2 separate regions of the Homo sapiens genome follow, and region 1 is linked to region 2. A link is a contact called in ENCODE Hi-C data. All regions are on one chromosome and are shown on one strand. Each heading gives the region's core, a stretch centred on a gene start or an enhancer-like site at or near the end of the contact. The rest is flanking DNA. Distances are from core to core; before and after follow the strand shown. Region 1 holds the start of GPR25 (G protein-coupled receptor 25). Region 2 holds the start of PTPRC (protein tyrosine phosphatase receptor type C).

Evidence for each region. Hi-C counts contacts between places; a loop is a spot of excess contacts on that map. Pooled maps may share reads with other maps.
Region 1: a loop to region 2 is called in a map with no recorded cell type, with 5 times the contacts of the local background. The contact joins the promoter of GPR25 here to the promoter of PTPRC in region 2. A Hi-C loop is called at or near these places in 3 of 37 single-sample maps with no recorded cell type and 4 of 50 pooled maps.

The regions. Positions count from the first base shown.
Region 1 is chr1:200,871,129-200,878,086 of GRCh38, forward strand. It overlaps GPR25 (G protein-coupled receptor 25), which reads left to right and starts at 1,853. Exons shown (of 1, transcript NM_005298.4): 1 at 1,853-3,050. The coding sequence starts at 1,910. The coding sequence ends at 2,995. RefSeq lists an enhancer at 1,905-2,547.
Region 2 is chr1:198,633,400-198,640,839 of GRCh38, forward strand. PTPRC (protein tyrosine phosphatase receptor type C) reads left to right here and starts at 5,641. Exons shown (of 33, transcript NM_002838.5): 1 at 5,641-5,738; 2 at 5,827-5,942. The coding sequence starts at 5,870. RefSeq lists a cis regulatory region at 287-702.

The sequences.
Region 1 (6,958 bases), core at 603-3,102, 2.2 Mb after region 2:
TCTCTTGAATATACCCTCCCATTTCTGTCCCCACTGCTCATGATCTATTTCAGACACAAATAATTACAACCTACTATGGGGTCTCCCTGGCTTGAGCCTCTCCCTTCTCCATAGTTCTGCCAGCGATCTTTTCAAAACACAGATCGATGCCTCCTGGCTCCCCATGACCTATAGATTGAAATCCAAATCCCCTCATGATCCTTTCCTGCTTCATCTCCTGCCCCCACCTTCCTACCCTGGGCTCTGGCAGACTGCTTGTCCCCTGAAAAGCCCACATTCCTACTCATTTTGGTATACTTGTTCCCTTTACTCCCTCCTCCGAGTCTGACCCTTTCTTCTCTTTTCTGCTGCTCTTATTTGACTTTCAGCTCCTTCCTGGGACTGATCTCAAGTGTCATCTCCTCGAAGGCCTTTTCTGATTCAGCCCTCCCGTCAAAAATAATCACTCCCCCTCCACTAAACCCTAAGAGGGCTTGGTTTTTAACATTTACTACAATTTGGCCCCTGCATAAGATTACATAAGATTCTGCTTATGTAACCATCTCTCCTGCCTATGCAACAAACTGCGAAGGCCAAGAATGGCATCTCTTGCAGTGCCTGAAACAGTGCCTGCTTCATGGAGGAGTTCATTGTTAACAAGTCTTAATCGAACAAAATTGATAATCCACCTCAAATTTTCCACACCGGGTTGCCCGGCACATCAGCCACTCATACCTGGGAACACTGGGGACAGACTCAGAGGGCACTGTGACATCAGTTCTACCACAATATCTTGTGGAAGGGATATCTGCTAAGAAGAATTCAGATGTAAGTGGCTGCATGCCTCCTTCAGGAGAAAGAGCAAGCTTTCCCTCACCCATCCTCTCCTCCTTAGGTCCCACTGCCTCCTCAGGGTCAGACTTCATTCCCCCTCGTCTTTATGAATCCTCCCCTTACTCTCAGTTTCTCAGTTCAGAAGGGATCTTGCTGCCTCCAAGCTCCTGACTCATAATTTAGGACAACTAATCTGGTGTTTCATTAGGTGTCATCTTTTGAACTGAGCTTACATCTGTGTCTGGCTTGACAGGTTTTTTAGGATAGGAGAAGACAGGGAAGAGGCAGATGTGAATCCCAGGTTTCACCCCTTTCCAGCAGGATGATCTGACTACACCCCTTCCTCGCTGCCTTAAAACCCTTTCGCGTGGCTTCATGAGGACCTGACTGGGTCAGAGAAGCCACTCATAGGGTGAAGACATGAGCCCCACATCTCAGGACGCTAACAACTGCTTGACTGCCCAGGGCGGGCTCCCCCACCCACCCAGATCTGCTGTGTCCCGGCAGTGGAGTCTTTCCTAGGGAACAGGTGGATTTGGGGTGGGGCGTGCCTTAGGCCCCATACTCATAAAATCCCGGGGCTCTGTCTTCTCACCTCTAAAACAGAGAAGACAGCAGCCGGTGGGTGCAGGTGGGAAGGGGTGAAGTGGAGGCTGAGAAGAGGTTAGGGCTCTCGGGCACCCACCACCTCTTGCAACGCGACCCTGAGACAGTGGGGCAAGTATCCCGATTTCACGAACAAAGAAACTGAGCAACTAATAGAGGAATGGGCCACGCTCCTACTGGGAGGCCGGGCAGGTCTCCCAGCCCTGAAGACTTTTCCTCCCAAGATTTAGATGTGAAGCCCCTTTTGCCTGTCCCTGCCCTTACCCCTCGGGTCAGCCCCAAATCGGAGGCCACCATCTCTCTCACAGAAGCCTGCCCCTCCCACCCCATCCCCTCCTCCCTCCCCTCTTTCCTGCCCACCCATTTGCCTCCGGCTTGGGTGGCAGGAAGGGAGGTGCAGGGCCGGGCGTGAAGAGCAAACCCCCTCCTGCTCAGAGCTGCTGCCGCCTGCGCCCAGGGCTGCACTCCGCGCAGGCCTCATAGCCAGGCCATGGCCCCCACAGAGCCCTGGAGCCCCAGCCCGGGGTCAGCGCCCTGGGACTACTCGGGGTTGGACGGCCTGGAGGAGCTGGAGCTGTGTCCGGCCGGGGACCTGCCCTACGGCTACGTCTACATCCCCGCGCTCTACCTGGCGGCCTTCGCCGTGGGCCTGCTGGGCAACGCCTTTGTGGTGTGGCTGCTGGCCGGGCGGCGGGGCCCGCGGCGGCTGGTGGATACCTTCGTGCTGCACCTGGCGGCAGCTGACCTGGGCTTCGTGCTCACGCTGCCGCTGTGGGCCGCGGCGGCGGCGCTAGGCGGCCGCTGGCCGTTCGGCGATGGCCTCTGCAAGCTCAGCAGCTTCGCGCTGGCGGGCACGCGCTGCGCGGGCGCGCTGCTGCTGGCGGGCATGAGCGTGGACCGCTACCTGGCCGTGGTGAAGCTGCTCGAGGCGAGGCCACTGCGCACCCCGCGCTGCGCGCTGGCCTCGTGCTGCGGCGTCTGGGCCGTGGCGCTGCTGGCCGGCCTGCCCTCCCTGGTCTACCGGGGGTTGCAGCCCCTGCCTGGGGGCCAGGACAGCCAGTGCGGCGAGGAGCCCTCCCACGCCTTCCAGGGCCTCAGCTTGCTGCTGCTGCTGCTGACCTTCGTGCTGCCCCTGGTCGTCACCCTCTTCTGCTACTGCCGCATCTCGCGCCGCCTGCGACGGCCGCCGCACGTGGGTCGGGCCCGGAGGAACTCGCTGCGCATCATCTTCGCCATCGAGAGCACGTTTGTGGGCTCCTGGCTGCCCTTCAGCGCCCTGCGGGCCGTCTTCCACCTGGCGCGTCTGGGGGCGCTGCCGCTGCCGTGCCCCCTGCTGCTGGCGCTGCGCTGGGGCCTCACCATTGCCACCTGCCTGGCCTTCGTCAACAGCTGCGCCAACCCGCTCATCTACCTCCTGCTGGACCGCTCATTCCGAGCCCGGGCGCTGGACGGGGCCTGCGGGCGCACCGGCCGCCTGGCGCGAAGGATCAGCTCAGCCTCCTCGCTCTCCAGGGACGACAGTTCCGTGTTCCGTTGCCGGGCCCAGGCCGCGAACACTGCCTCGGCCTCCTGGTAGCTGCCCCGGGCCGCTGGAGGTGGGCGGCAGCGGAGCATCGAGAGGAGGCCAGAGGTCCCGGAGGGGACTGAGCTCCCCAGACGCGCCTGTTCTGGCGGCAGCAAGCTGCTCGGGCCGGCATCGCATTTCCTCGCGCGCTGCCTGGACTCCCAAGGCCTCCTCCATCGGTTTCCCCGGAACCTCAGAACAATTGAACTCCCCTAAACCAGGCTCCTGTGACTAGCTGTTCCCTCTCAGCCTGCAGGGTACCTGAGCTAATTTTGTCCAGTCCAAGATAGGTGCTATGAGATGTAGCAGACAGCAACTCGGAGACCCGCAGATTCACCAAGTAGACAGAAGGGAAGTGGGTTTCCTTCTCTGTCCCATCGGGAAGAGAACCCACCAGAATATCTAACCCAGACCCCCAAATGCCATTCTGATTTCTGGCTGTGCTTTCTCCCGTCTCCCACAATAGCCGTTGCTTTCAGAGAAATACCTTCTCCAAGTCAGACCCCCTGCCCTTCTCACTCACAAAACCCTTGCATTGAATCTGGTGACACTTCTCCCCCTGTGAAGCGGCAGGACTCACCTGGAAGTTGTTCTGGTCTTTCCCTCTGGACAGAAGGTCCTGAAATCGCTCACCAGGCGTTTTTTGAGGTCTCCATCACTCAGCCAGGAACCTCAAAATCTCTGTGAATTCATCTTTCTCAATAAACACTCTTGCTAGCCCTGTCTTGACAACCGTCTTTGCTTGAGCAGTGGGAGTGAAATGCATATCAGGAGGCGGGTCGTACACTGGGTGAGACAAAACTCAACACAGTAGTTGAGGTTGATCTCAGGATGATGAGGATTTGGGGTGGTGTCTGGGAGCATGAGAGCTGGCTGCACTCTGCAGGTGCAGTAATCCCACAGGAGGAAGCAAGTCATTTATTCTTATTTTTAAGGACATTTCACATTTTGAAAATTACCGAAAGAAAATATATTTATATAAGGGCATCTGCCAGCCAAGTGTCACTTCCAAGAGAAGATGTGTCATTTTGGATTTTCAAATATATACCAGGCCCCCCCTTTTTTTTTCTATCTTTTTTCAGACCTTCCAGTACAAACTTGGAGGATTAGCCATTTTCTGACTCTGTCATTTCTCATTTGAGGTTTCTGTAGGGTTTGGAAATTCACTGTTTATACTTTTGATTTAAGAGGATTTGGCCTAAAGACATTTCAGTCAGTGCACATCCTAGCCAGATCCCCACAGGCCAGTCTTGATGTTGCAAGCTCTGGGGGAACGGGTGGGTGTGCACGCACATCAGCACCTCAGCACTAGGTTGGGTCTGAAGGCTGGCATTCTGTCGCAGGCTATCCATCCCATCCCCCCATCAAATACCCCTGTATTCTCTTCAGCATTTGGAGCTGCTTGGATTGAACATCGGCTCTCCTAGGTCAGCCTGCCAAAAAGTGCATCTCTGCATGTTCCTACCATATACTCCAAGAGAGGCAAGCCTTGCAGCCTGTGAGGTCACCTCTGCCAGCAGGACACATTTCAGGCACTTCGGTGTTTGAGAGTTCAGTTAAGTCTTGGCCCTTCCTATCCTCACGATTGCTCTCCGAGGCAAGAAATTATTTTTTCATGGGGCTGAGACCCCAGAATTTTCAGGGCAGGGAAGCTGATTCTCATCTGGGTTTGTGTGTGACAAGATCTCAGAGTACAGAGGAGGCACTTTTCTAGGCTATTGGGACTGAGCCCCCACCTCCACCCCTGCCAAGTTGCTGCTTCTGACTTACTGACTAGTTGAGTTCCCTGAAAACAGACAGGAAGAAAGAAGACTTCTCCATGCCCTGGTGGGTTTTCGTCTCCCCTCCTGCAGTAGCTATTGAAACTCAGCATTCCCCTCCTGCTGTGGAACTCTGCAATGTGGAGAGACAGTTTCCGCCCTTTGTTTGAGTAGATCACGGAACTGGTCTACCATGTGTCCTTTGGAAATTTTCCCTTAAATTCAGACAAAAATGAAAGAGGATCAGTGAGCTCCCATCTCCCACTGGGGAAGATGAGGCTCAGATTCATCGAGGAACTGGTTAAACGAGCATTCCCACATATGTGGCTGGTGAGAGTAGATTCCTTTAGAAAGCAATTGTCAATCTTCATCAAGAGCTTTAGAACTTTTCATATCCTGTTTATTTAAAATGTTTATACCCTTCGACCCTGTAGTTTTGCTTCTGCCACTCTCTTCTAATGCAACAGTACTAAATTTAAACGATTCTGCACTGAGTTATAGAAGTTTTTTTGTTTTGTTTTCGTTTTTTGTTTTTTTGAGATGGGATCTTGCTCTGTTGCCCAGGCTGGAGTGCAGTGGTGTGATCTCGGCTCACTGCAACCTCCACCTCCTGGGTTCAAGCGATTCTCCTGCCTCAGCCTCCCAAGTAGCTGGGAATACAGGTGTGCACCACCACGCCCGGCTAATTTTTTGTACTTTTAGTAGAGACAGGGTTTCACCATGTTAGCCAGAATGGTCTCAGTCTCTTGACCTCGTGATCCACCCACCTTGGCCTCCTGAAGTGCCGGGACTACAGGCATGAGGCAGTGCACCCTGCGGCTGAGTTAGAGAAGTTTTTAAAGAGTTAAACCTGAAAGGAAACAACAATGTCCAACAACAGTGTAATGTTTTTATTAAGATGAATGACTATTATGCAAATTTAAGATGCTCTTTAAAGAGAGACTGAAAAATGTTGACGGATAACTTAAAAGGGAAAAAAAGGTAAAATTGTGTCTGTTAAACACACCCACACACTTCAAGTCTGGAGGATGTAACATGGTTAGCACTGGTTTTGTTAAGTAAAACATAACATGCTTCATAGTCCTTTTGATGAAAACGATCTTTTGCTCTTTTATTTCTCATAGCTCAAGCTTTGAACACTATAGGTATATCTCTTTTATCTAGGTGCTAACTAATGGAATGCTGTCGATTTATTTCTTCGTTTCTTGCTTGTCCCTCCTGTCAGGATGCAAGCTCCATGCATGCAGACGGTTTTGTCTGTTGGTTCAAGGCTGTGTTCCCAGTGCCTGGAGCATGCCTGCACATCTCAGGCACTCACTAACTACCTGTTGAATGAATGATCATCAGGACCATGTCATGATATGAAATAATGTCATAGAATGTGAAGAGTAAAAGGAAGGCTATTGCATTTTATGTGTAACAGCTATGGATTGTTAAAGGACTTGCAAAAAAAGGCTAGGAAGAAATACAATAATCATTAATGATAATGATTGTGTATGATTGTGTTAGAGTAAGTGGATTTTAGATCCTTTTTCCCCTCCATTTCTTTACTTTTAAATGTTCTATGAGCTTTTTTTTTTTTTTTAAAGAGACAGTCTTCCTGTGCAATCATAGCTTGCTGCAGCCTCCACCTCCTGGCCTCAAGTGATCCCCCCACCTTGGCCTCCCAAGGTTTGCTAGGATTACAGGCATGAACCACTGTGCCTGGGTTTATAAGCTTCTTTTTTTTTTTTGAGACAGAGTCATGCTCTGTCACCCAGGCTGGAGTACAATGATGGGATCTCAGCTCACTGCAACCTCCTCCTCCCTGGTTCAAACAATTCTCCTGCCTCAGCCTCCCAAGTAGCTGGGATTACAGGCTCCCGCCAATTTTTTAATATTTTTAGTAGAGATGGGGTTTCACCATGTTGGCCAGGCTGGTCTTGAACTCCTGACCTTAGGTGATCCACCCACCTTAGCCACCCAAAGTGCTGAGATTACAGGCGTGAGCCACCATGCCTGGCCCCTATAAGCTTCTTTTAAAGGGCAGTTAACAAATAGCAACGAAGCTACCAAAGCACTGGAGCTCATAACAAGCTGCCTGTCCTTGGCCACCTCGCTTACCTTTCTTGAGACTCACTTTCTTCATCTAAAGGATGAAGATGATAATATCTCCTCAGGCTGCCTCACAGATCAAAGGAAATAATCTTGAAAGTACTTTGTAAGCTGTGGTGTT
Region 2 (7,440 bases), core at 4,391-6,890:
CCAATATGTTGACCACGCCACAGCTTCATGTGTAAATCTTCTCATTCATTCTTCCATTTATTTAACATGTATCACATATGGCAACCATTATATTAAGTACTGCCTAAGCCTCATGGTCTATCATCCGGAACAGTGGTCCCCGACCTTTTTGGCACTGGGGACCGGTTTCATGGAAGACAATTTTTTCATGGGCTGGGTCAGGGGATAGTTTTCAGATGAAACTACCCCACCTCAGATCATCAGGCATTAGTTAGATTCTCATAAGGGGCATGCAACATAGTTCCCTTTCCTGTGCAGTTCAGAATAGGGTTTGCACTCCTTAGTGAATCTAATGCCACCGCTGATCTGACAGGAGGTGGAGCTCAAGCAGTAATGCGCAATGGCTTGCAACTCACCTCCTGCTGTGTGGCCTGGTTCCTAATAGGCCACAGATGGATACCAGTCCACAGCCCTGGGGTTGGAGACCCCTTATCTAGAGGACAGGCTTGTGTTCTTGGCAGGGAGTTGGATATGAACATACAGATATATCCCAGAATTTGGAGAAAACAAACAAGGTTCTGAGAAAGAAAGTAACTTAGAGAGGCTTCTTTTATGTAGGATGGTCAGGGAAACTCCATTGAGGAAGTGACATTTATGCTGTTACCAGAAGGAAGTTATGTAGAGTGGTTGGTGGGGGTGAACCAGAAAAGCATCTTGGGAAGAATGAAGAGCTAAAGCCCTGAAATAGGAAAGCATGACATTTCTAGGAATAGAAAAAAATCAGTGTGGCCAGATCATAACGTGAACCAGGTGGAAGTGTATTAAATGGGTTGAGAAATAATACAGAGGTTGGATTTTATTAAAAATGCAAATAAGAAAAATACTGATAGATTTTAAGTAGGGACTTATCCCAGCTTGATTTGTATGGACAGAAATCGGTTTGATTTCTCTTTGGAGGAAATACTGAAGGAAGATAAGATGGAGGCTTGGAAGTTAGTCAAAAGCCTGAACAGTGATGATGGTTTGATTCTAAGTGGTACAATTGTAAACAGAACACAAGATAGATGGTGGAGAGAGTATGAATGGGATTTGTTAATGATTTAGTAGTTGTAACAGGAAAGAAGAAATAAAAAATAAAAATTAGGCTTCTGTTGCAAGTTACTGTGTGTATACTGGTGCATTTACAGATATAAATAAGATTGAGAATTGGGATGGGTTTAAAGAAAGGATGGGTCAAGACTTCTATGTTCTGTTGAGTTGGCTCTGAGACAATCTAGTAGACTAGTTAAGAATGTGGTAGCAAAATGTGAATCTAGAGATCTCAAATATATCATAGATCTGATTGGAAATATAAATTCGTTAGTTATTCCCACGAAGGAGCTCACACAGAAAGAGAGAGGTGGGTACAGAATTGAGCTTGTAATGTATCTTAGTAGTACTTAAAAGTTAGGTAGAGACTGGGCAAGGTAGCCCACACGTCTGTAATCCCAGCACTTTGGGAGGCTGAGGCAGGTGGATTTCTTGAGTCCAGGAGTTCGAGACCAGCCTGGGCAACATGGCAAAACTCTGTTTCTACAAAAAATTGAGCTGGGTGTGTTGGTGTACGCCTATAGTCCCAACTTCTCAGGAGGCTGAGGTGGGAGGATCGCTTGAGCACTGGAGGTAGAAGCTGCAGTGAGCCCTGATCGCACCACTGCAGTCCAGCCTGGGTAACAGAGAGAGACCCTGGTTAAAAAAAAAAAAAAAAAAAAAAAGTCGTCTGGGAGCGGTGGCTCACACCTGTAACCCTAGCACTTTGGGAGGCCAAGGTGGGCAGATTGCCTGAGCTCAAGGAGCTCAGACCAGCCTGGACAACATGGTGAAACCCCATCTTTACTAAAATACAAAAAGTTAGCTGGGCATGGTGGTGCGTGCCTGTAGTCCCAGCTTCTGGGGAGGCTGAGGCAGAAGAATCACTTGAACCCAGCAGGCGGAGGTTGCAGTGAGCTGAGATCGTGCCACTGCACTCCAGCCTGGGCGACAGAGCTGAGACTGTCTCAAAGAGACAAAAAGGGCAGACAGAGGAAGAGGACCCAATATGGCAACTGTTGAGGAAAAGCCAATAAGGGTTAAGGAAATTTAAATTTGTAGGTAATGATGTTTTGGAAGCTGACAAAACATAATGGTTAGAGAAGGAAAGATTTTGTTTAATGCTACTAAGAAGTCACATAATATGAGGGTAGAGAAACAAATGATGGTATAAAATCTGGCAACATGGAGACGATTGGTAAGAAAATTCAAGAACAATGTTTATAATGCTTCATAACTTCCTCATAGCTCTTAGGGTAAATACATATTCTTGGAACCTGCAAGGCCTGGCAAGATTTGGCCATCATCTCCCTCTGAAACCTCCTTATTTTCCAGGCTCTGCTTCTTTCTACATCAGCCTCACATCTCTTCCTGTTCCTTGAACACAGTCTCCTCCTTTAAATTTATTATTTCTGCCTAGAATACTTTCCTTCTCCTCATACTCATTTAACTTATTTTCTTCAGGTCTAGCTCCATTGCTTTTTATTCCAGGAAAACTTCCCAACCTCCAGAATAGACCAAATATCCTATTATATGCTTAAATCACAGTGTGGAAGTATTGCCTTTGTGATGAAAGTGTCATGATGACTGGATAATTAATTATTGTGTCTTCCACTAAAGTGTAGATAGGAAAGAAAGCATGCCTGTTTTTGCTCACCATTTTTTCCTCATGTCAGGTAAAATGACTGGATTACATTAGGAACTTGCTCTGTATTTGTTGAATGAATGAGTGAATGAATGCATGAACAAATGAGTAACATCTGCCTCTGTAGTTAACTTGTAATCTGTTTCTGTCTTTATATAACCTCTACTGTAGGTAGCCTTAAAAATCTGGAAAATGACTTTATTGATTTAAGTAAATATTAAGTTTTTAAGCTTTTAAAAATCTATTGTAAGTTGATTAACTATGATTATTTTGAAATTTTCTTCATCAAAATTTGAGATGACTTTGGATACATACTGTTTTCAGCTACTCAACAAGTGCCATTGTATTTACTATGTATGAAATCTGGTGTTACTTCCTGCCCATTTCCTAGACTCAGTTGTTCTTTGCAAAATACCCATTTATCAGCAACCAGCCCACCCTCCCTCTGGGAATCAGTGAGAGTGGATCACATCAGTATGTCATAAATACTCCTCCTGTTTTCTTTGAGAGTTTTCTGCTGATGCAAGCGGAAGGCTTGGATGCCAGGCCTGTATGTGATACAGTAGAAATTTCCCCAGATGCCCTGTGGAAAGACAAGCTGCTACCCGGAGTCCTTCCTGGATGTCTGGCTTAGTGTAGTATACCATCAAGGACAACCTGGCTCTGTCTCCTAACAAGCTGCTAGGGCCTTCCCTCTTGCCTACCCTCCTGACAGCCTGGACCTCAGGCTAACAAACCTCTGGGTTGCCACTGTCTCCATTCTGAGCCATCAGAATTGTATATACATTCATCTGCTGATGTCTCTGTATTTCAAGCTGTATGTCTTTACACCTTTATAATACACAGTACAGATTTTGCTGCTTAAAATTCTAGTATTTCCTATAGACACTAAACTCAATTTTAACACAATGAATATGTTAAAACATTATATATGTGTTGGATTAACACATATAATGCAACTCATTTGTTGCTAATCTATCTTGGATTCCTTGGGTAGAATCTGTCTTCTCACCTGTCTGAAATGGAATTGAATCTCCTAACTTCTTACTATTTTTTTAAAGCCACAAATCCCTTTTAAAATGTCCGTTTAAGGCTGCTAAACTCACATTGTTATAGAGTATATTTTATATACTTTTCTTCCTTTTAAAAGATCATATACACTTTTCTCCTGGCCTCTAATTTTGCCAAATATTCTGCCATAACAGCAAGCTCACAGAACACAAGTATTTGCTTAAAGATATTTAAAGCAAATCCCCAAAGAGTTTTCTGTTGCAAATGTATTTTAAGACATAGGCTGAGGAGCTGAGTATTCAAATCCATGAGTTCTGACACTGATGTTTTATTAGGCCTACCCACATGAAAATTAGTGCTTACTTGCACAGTTATCTTATTTAAAAATACATTTGCAAAAAGAGAATAATTTCATTTTCACTGATTCAAAGGTCTATCTTTTCGAGTATTATAAACTTACATAGTACAAAAAGATTGGTAAAAGGGATGAGAAAAATAAAGGGCAATAGTAAGGTGAGTAAGGAAAGCAAAATTAAACTTGGAGACTTGGGTTCTAAATATAGCTTGTCTACATCCTAGCTGCAAGATCTTAGGCAACTCAACTAACCTCTCTGAACATCACAGATAAAATGGGGAATAATAACATTATCTAGCTCAAGGGTATCGTACAAATTATACAATATATGTAAAGTGCAAAGCATAGTTCCTGCACATAGTAAGTGCTCCATAAGTTAAATATAATAATAATCATAGTAAAATAATATTCTTAACTACAATCTTATTAAAAGGTTATTACCTAGAGTTTAAGCTGTGGGGTTATTTCCATTTGCACAAAGTGTGATAGAAATTTGGCTCTGTAGTTCCTAGCAGCCAATGTAAGAGTAAAACAAAAAAGTTTGTAAGTATCAAAAGATTTATTTACTTAAATATAAGAACCCTACAATAATGCTTCCAAACTAGGGTTTGCAGAATTACCACAAGGGCTCTGTCTGTCTAAAAGTCCCCCAAGCATTATCTATTGTTCAAATAAATGAGTTGCACATGTGTGTACTTTTATTTTTAAAGGCATATAGATATTGTATTAATAAAACCAATTCATCTAATTGTATTGTTGAATTTATACTTTTTGCCAGTAAGCATTTTCCTAATAGATGGACTTAACTAAGAACATCAGAATGGTGAAGAGCATTGTGTTAATACAATTCATTGTCTTATTTGTTAAAAAAGTTGAAAAAGTATTGCTGAGAAAAAGGAAACAAGTTAACTTTTGTTAAAGGTATCTCTTGGTTTTCACTGTCCTTTCCCTCATCAGTAGCGCCAAGAACATCTTAAGTCACAGAAACATTAGTTTTTGGAAGCAGGGTTTGCTGTAACTATAGTAGAAATGACATTCTGATTCCACTCCTAGCTTCACAAGGATATCTGTGAAAGATTTGGGGCAAAACTGTTAAGCTGTCTGAAAGTGCTTTTGCATAAGAAATGGGTTTTACTGCTAAAACTGTCATATTGCTGAGTTTTGAATGCCCTAATGGTAAATGATACTGGGTTGCCAAAAATAACCAGATTAGTAGTTTTTTCATTCATTTGGCCGTCTCAGTAAGTCAAATATTGATACTTTCTACTAAGTCATCTTGCCAACACCCATTTTGTTATACTTATGCTGAATCTGTTTGTCATCTCTTAAGTAAGAAAATTATTGATTATTTTGTGGGGATTTAATTTAAAAAAAATGGTAATGGATACTGTAAAGGAGCATTATTTGGATGGTTTAAAAACATCTTCCTTGATGGGAAAATCTTTTAAAAGGCTTTCTAACTTGGTGTAATTACTTGAATTAAGGAAGTGCAATGCCATTCTACTGACTTAGAACAACTTTTTTGACTTCCTGCAAAGAGGACCCTTACAGTATTTTTGGAGAAGTTAGTAAAACCGAATCTGACATCATCACCTAGCAGTTCATGCAGCTAGCAAGTGGTTTGTTCTTAGGGTAACAGAGGAGGAAATTGTTCCTCGTCTGATAAGACAACAGTGGAGAGTATGCATTTATTTATTTACTTTTACATTTTTGATTCGTTTTTACAGAGAAAAACTTCTACAGAGATAACAATTATTTTGCTTTTCAGAAGGACGCATGCTGTTTCTTAGGGACACGGCTGACTTCCAGATATGACCATGTATTTGTGGCTTAAACTCTTGGCATTTGGCTTTGCCTTTCTGGACACAGAAGTATTTGTGACAGGTAAGTACAAGGATATTAATATTTTTTAAATTATTTTTTCTCTTTTGGAGGAATGTTTGAAATAGACATAAAAATAATTTAAATGTGTTGGTAACTGGAAGTGAGAAGCCTGCTGTAAACCATCAAGATTGTTGTCTCAGGGAGACATAGCTAGTTGTGTGACAGAATACATTGTTTCTGTTTACAAAGACATAAATGTTTCGGGACAAAAAATACAATTTTAAAAGGAAAGCAATGTCTATCTGTATCTTTATTTACAACTGTTCAAAGATATTACAAAAGCAACATTATTACTTAACTTCCAAAGTGACAATAACACACATTTATAAAAGCCTGAGAATTTTTTAATGATAAAATAAGTGAGTTTTTATTCTTTTAACAAATTTGATCTTTTAAAAAGTCATAAAACAGCTTTGGTTGTATGTAAGCCACTCCCTCTTTTCAGACCTGAAGTTTGCTTCCTCAAATTTTGAATTTAATTGACATATTTTATTGAATACTTGGGTATATAATAGTTCAAAAATATATTGAGATATTTAGTAAAATATTAACTTTCTGCAATTTTTATCACAGAATGTATTTTAAATCAAGTTTTTAGTTTCTTGTTAATAGTTTTAATACATTTTTGCTTTAGAAATTCTTGTGGAGCCACCGCCCTTCCTGGGTGGTGGGTAAATATTACAGCCTTGATGAGATAGAAATATTTAAACTCTTAAAAATCATGCAAATGCTGTATTCAGTAGGAAAATGCAACTAGTTGGACTTCCAGTGCCTATTAAAGTTTGAAATCTTTGCACATTTATGGTCTATTCAATGGATAGTTCTTGAGCGGCGTCAATATGAATCATGAGTACATTTCAATAGATTATAGAATGTAACTAATAATTAATATTTAATATTTCTCTTTATGATGTAGTATCTAAAAGGACATTGAAAATAAAATTTTTGTAGAAATTCCAAAAAGTATAAAAAGTATTTTAAAACAACTTGCTTATTACAATTCACTTTGAAGTCTTTTTTTGACTTTTACCGTTCTTCTTTCCTCTGAAAGTCAGGGAAGTAGCTACCTCTTGAGCATGTTACATTGACAATTTCTATTTGGAGAGGAAAGAAAGAGGAAAGAAAAACAACATAAGATTTTTGTTGTTGTTGTTGTGGCTGTTTTGCTTTTTATTGCAAAGGTGAATTTTTTAAAAATCTATATATTTGCAGCATTTGTCTTAGTACAGAAAATGTTTATCAAGTTACCATCCCTTTAAAGCTTATGATAATAAAAAGTAAATTATAAAGAATAATAATCTCAATGAAGTGATATATGTATATTATCACAAATCAGAACAGATTTTCATTTAAAATTCCCACTCAGGAAATGTCGAAAAGCATTTTTAAATGAGCATAAAGAAATACTGAGACATTTTGTAAGCCAGAATATTTTTCTTCTCTTCATATTCATTTAACTTCTATTATTTTCTTCAGGTCTAGCTCCATTGCTTTTTAT